Regions from separate parts of the Mus musculus genome. Here region 1 is linked to region 2. A link is a loop called in an ENCODE intact Hi-C map of the cell type or tissue named here. Cell type or tissue: left cerebral cortex. All regions are shown on one strand.

Region 1 (2,500 bases), 68 kb before region 2:
AGTTAGAGATGAAGTGACACTGAACAATGCATTTAGAAGCTGCTTTTGCTACAAAGCACTTTGGCCCTTAGGTAATCAAAAGCATAATAAAGACCTGATACCATGTTTCTTTTGCCTGGGTCACCTGCCTACCTCTGTACATAGACATATTAGTCACTCAATGAATGTATATCTATTCTATCTTTTCCTCCTTTAAGGATGAAGGCACAGATAAATCATCTTCACAAAGTGTTGCCTCCCTGGATTCCAGAAATTATAAAACAGACCTCTCCCAACATAAGGCAATTATTCATAATGGTGAATCAAGCATTCTGGAGCAGAACTCATCATCTACTGGGACCTATGTCCTGACGACACTATGTAAGAAACAGCAGTCCACCATTGTGTCTTTCCATGAGATCAGAATTTATTGAACAGCCATGAATTCACAATGTATAATTGTTTTAGTAGCAAACATAGATTCTTTTATTCCAAACTTAATTACTAATTCTAGTATTAATATATCCATGGGCTTGATAATTTAAAATTTTATGTATATGGAGCTGCCAGCTCCTGAGAACTGAACCTGTATCCTCTGTAAGAGTAGCAAGAGCTCTAGACTACTAAGTCATCTTTTTTAGCCCCTTCATAAATATTTTAGATTCTTGACTGTAGGAGGGATAAGGCATAAGGCAAAACTTAGTCATTGAGAGTGAACGGATCTGAAATCAACTCTCATCAGGTAATTGGGCAAACTTCACAAGCCCTAGAAACATATACGTCTTGTTGAAGAATTAGGAGAATTTTGTTTCTGCAATTTTGTTACCTTGAAACATCATAAATGTGTGTGTGTGTGTGTGTGTGTGAGAGAGAGAGAGAGAGAGAGACAGAGAGAGAGACAGAGAGACAGAGAGACAGAGACAGACAGAGCCTTTGTGCTACTCATCTAACAGAAAATCTAAGTATATGCATGCTAATAATAGTAATACCTATGAAACTGAATGGATGATTTTATGATTTTGGTCATTATATATTTTTTCTGTACATTTCCAATTTCATATAATAACACTTTAATTTAAAATCTAGAGATAAGTGTTATCTATCTGTCCATTTATTGGTAGAATAATTGATTATTTTCCCTCAGATAATGGATGTTTCTGCTGGGGCAGGTCGTCTACCAAAGGGATGGTACTTTAACTAAGTTGACATAATTTAAAACACTTTGCCTTTTGGGGAATGATTTTTGCCTTGGGGAATGAGTGGATGATTTAACAGAATCCTGAAAAAAAAAATCATACCATGTCTTCCCTTCTCTGTGCACAGTGCCCTCTCCTTGCTAATCTCAGTTGTCTCCGGCTGCCTCTCACTGTTTCACAGGCTTGTCTCTCACTCCCTCAGGCTATTTTCAGCTCACCCCCTCCCACTGCCTGATCTAGTTTCATGTAAAGAACATGATTTCTAAGAGTCCTACTTCATCTTTTCTGGTTTCCCTGTAGACTGGCCTGAATGCATTGTCAGGGAATGATGTTGCGCCAACTGCAAGGAATGAAATAAGTTACGAAGAGGTCCAGGAAAAAATTAAAAGTCAACAAATTGCGTTGTCCCATCTGTAGGCCTCTGCTCCAGTGTGCAGGGACTAACTCTGATCTCTTGCATCCACACTGGGTCTAGAATAAAATGGTCATGGATTAGAAATTAAAGACCCATCTACTTAAACAGCATTAGGGAGCATTCTCTAAGTGGGTGGGGTGGGGTGTGCAGTTTTGTGACAAAGGGCAGTGATATCCACCTCAATAACTTAATGGCTAGAAACTTAGTAACTTAAACACTACCCCAAATAAAAGAGGCATCCAGAAAACAGATATTTTCATTATTTTTTTCCTACTTGAGCTTCCTACTTCCTGTCTTGCAGTTTATTTTCTTAACTAGAAAATTATAATGCTCCTGTCACAACATGGAGATGGCTTGCCTTCATCTCCACGGCTGTATCTAGGCTAAGTTCAGACACCAGCAGAGACAGAAATCAACGATTTTAACTACCAGGGAATGACAGCTGAGGGCTGCTTTCTTAGGAAAAGCTTTCTCAATTAAAAGGAACAAAATATAACAACCTGCTTATCTCCTACACCCCCCCCCACCCTGCACGATCTTAGTCATTTATTCTGACCCAGGTACTCCAATAGTTACCTTTTATGTTCAACCTTGTTTGAGCCTTAAGCAACCTGCTGAGATATTATCATCCCCATATCACATAGAAGAAAAATGAAACTCAGAGCATTTGTTCAAGGTCAAATTACTGGTAAGCTTTGGAAGCAAGACTTGAAGACTTGAAACGAAATGACATTTGGACTCTCATAGAGACCCCATAAGGAGTCACTTGCTTCAATTTTGCTGTGGTTCTCTGTCCCTGATGCAAGTAGAGATGCAATAAGAAATGGGGTTTGAAGACACTAATTACTCCTAAACATTGATATGCTTTAGTTATTAGCTTTGTTCTCTTTGAAAAGGATTTCCTTCTTTT
Region 2 (2,500 bases):
ACTATAAGCAGAGAGCAGCCATATTTAGATAATTGAGTGGTATTAATCACAGTGCGATATACAATGTTACTAAACTTCATAATAGCAAATGTTTCCCATCACACGGTTTAGGTAGACTGGCTAATTAATTACACCCATGGAATACGTTTTATATCACTGCATTGAATATTACGGTAGTTGACATAGCACATACCTCAGGAAGCACATATTAGGAATTCATAGATGCATATTTTACCCAATAGTAGTTCTTTTTTTTGTTTTTGTTTTTAATCCTGTTAGTACTTTCAAAATGACTGTTGGACAAGAAACTAACATTAGCCAGACTTGAATTGCCTTTATTCCCACTACTTTCCATCAGTTAGATCTCTTTTTAATTAGGACTTTGTGTAAGCTGGCATACACATATACACACACACACACACACTTTTTTGGCAGTTTGCTTACTGCTACATGACAGGCTGAATCTTCGTGTATCCCCCAAGGAACTTGTTACATAATCCAAAGCCAGGTTTTTAACTCAGGGGAATCTAGTTCAGTTGGAAGGACAGAAATTGAAAAGTGAGACGAAGCAATAAAATAGTTATAAGTCTGCCTCAAGAATCGTCCTGCAGGGAGGGTTGGGGGAGGATCTGGCTACCAAGAGATGGAGGAGCAATGTAGAAGATAGAATCTGAGAAAAGAAAGACACACACACACAAATGCCTTTCTTGCATGAGGGAGGAAAAATGGAGCAGCTTCAAGATCAGAGAGAAGAAACAGCAAAGCAATGCATTTGGAATGAGCATGCATGGACAAAGAAAGTTGCGGGTGTAGCTGTGACCTGATGAGCACAAAGTAGTTGTGTGACTCTGGTTTCTCTTGCAAGTTGGAGTCTGCAAAAACCATTGCAAACTCGTCTGCAAGAAGGTGGGTAGGCGGTATAGAAAGAGCTTGTGGGGGAACATTCAAGAGAAGGCAAGAGATAGAGCCGGGTTTGTGTGCATGTGCCGTGTGGGCATTGTGAAGAAAAGAGAAGAGAAGACAGGACAACTGGGAAGGCCTTAATTGCTCGCTGCCCAGTTCTGTAACCTGACCATAGCATCGTTTCCCCACCAGGCTTTTTAATGGGCCGTTGAGGCGAGTGTGTGGCTCTGTGCCCTGTCAGGAGTGATGGTATTGAGGCGGACAGCCCTGGGGCTCTGCTTCTCCCCCGCAGTTCATCATGTCTGAATTAAAACGGGAATTGTTTGGACAAGCCTGTTAAGTGAATGTTTTTCCAGCATTAGTAGCAGAGCTTAAGGAGCTCCCATTGGATGGAAACTGCATCTAAAGCACCTCAGGCTGTGCTGGGAGGGAAATTTATGTAATGGCATTCACAGAGCATCTTCCCTTTGCTTCTTTGGTTTCCTGCATTTGGATTGGTCCAAGGCATCTGCCCTAACCTCTCCCTGGCTTGAACTCACCCTGCATTCCTCTCCTAAATTGCCCACAGTGGGAAAGGCCTCTCTGGGCATCTAATCAGAAGGTTCTGAGTGAGCATATGTTTGTGTGTGTGTGTGTGTGTGTGTGTGTGTGTACACGTGTTTATGGTGAAAACAGAGAAGTCTAGTTATAGAGGCTTCCTATTAGCAATTGCTATAGGAAAGAATTTAAGAAGAATAATCAATTCTAGATTTAAAGTTGTGTAATTTTTTTTTTCCTAGTGTGTTTAGGAACTACAACTACCCACAGGAATCTCAACTTCTGGGATAGAGATTCCCAGTTATTCTGTCTCAGGTTTGTTTCCAGCTGAATGCATCAGCCAAAACAAAAAACAAAAAAAACAAAAAACAAAACAAAAACAAAAACAAAAAAAGCATAGAGACTTGGCAAAGCTTCCATTTCACAGGAAACAGAGTTGAGCTTTAAGTGGTTAATGTCCACAAACTGGGGAGGAAAAAAGGAAGCTCGAGAAGGAGGTGAGATGAAGTTTCTCAACTGAGGGGCGGCAAAGTGATGGCATTCTTTTCTGACCCCGAGCCAATCTTTGGGAGAACCTCTGCACAGCCCAGCAGTCAGGAGACCACATGCAGCTGGAGAGGAATCTGCTCCATCAGTACAGAAGGTAGGGCCAAGGAGGAGAGCAGTCATTGTCATGGCCAAGAGCATCTCTGGGTTCTGTCTGCCCCATTAACTCTGCAGAGCCGGGGCCCGCTGCCTCAGCCAGTGCAGGTGTGAACGCTCAAGTCATTGCTTGGAAAATTGGGCCCTGGAGGGAGGAGGTGCCAGCTGCTCCGTGATGGGCTCCAGTGCACTCCTCGTCCAGGCTATGCCCAGTATCTTTACCTGCTCCCATTTCCAGCAGTGTGCTCAGCACCCCACTGCCACCCCCCTCCTTCCAGTGCTTTGCAGTTTCCCATGTAATTTGCTTGTAATAAGCCTCATAAAGTTTCATCGCGCTTGCTAGGACTGCAGCCCAGACGGACAAGTTGGAATGAGCTTGTGTTTCTAGCATCGAAGCATTAGGGTTCATGTGCATCCC

What was found. Peaks named below come from ENCODE experiments on the same cell type or tissue, not always from the same donor. Only the 100,000 strongest peaks of a DNase experiment are listed, where the experiment ranks them.
Region 1: it touches region 2 in a loop (5-fold over the local background); 2 of 42 quality-filtered maps call a loop at or near these places.

Annotation. Positions count from the first base shown.
Region 1 is chr1:158,123,737-158,126,236 of GRCm38, forward strand. No RefSeq gene overlaps it. Among named protein-coding and RNA genes, the nearest start is that of Gm39686, 23 kb to the right of the region's middle. In left cerebral cortex, no CTCF peak of the experiment used is centred here; a DNase peak (open chromatin) is centred at 1,381; H3K27ac peaks cover 548 bases.
Region 2 is chr1:158,192,065-158,194,564 of GRCm38, forward strand. All of the region lies in intron 2 of Gm39686 (a long non-coding RNA gene), which reads left to right. Among named protein-coding and RNA genes, the nearest start is that of Gm39686, 46 kb to the left of the region's middle. In left cerebral cortex, a CTCF peak has its summit at 1,139; a DNase peak (open chromatin) is centred at 937; H3K27ac peaks cover 1,237 bases.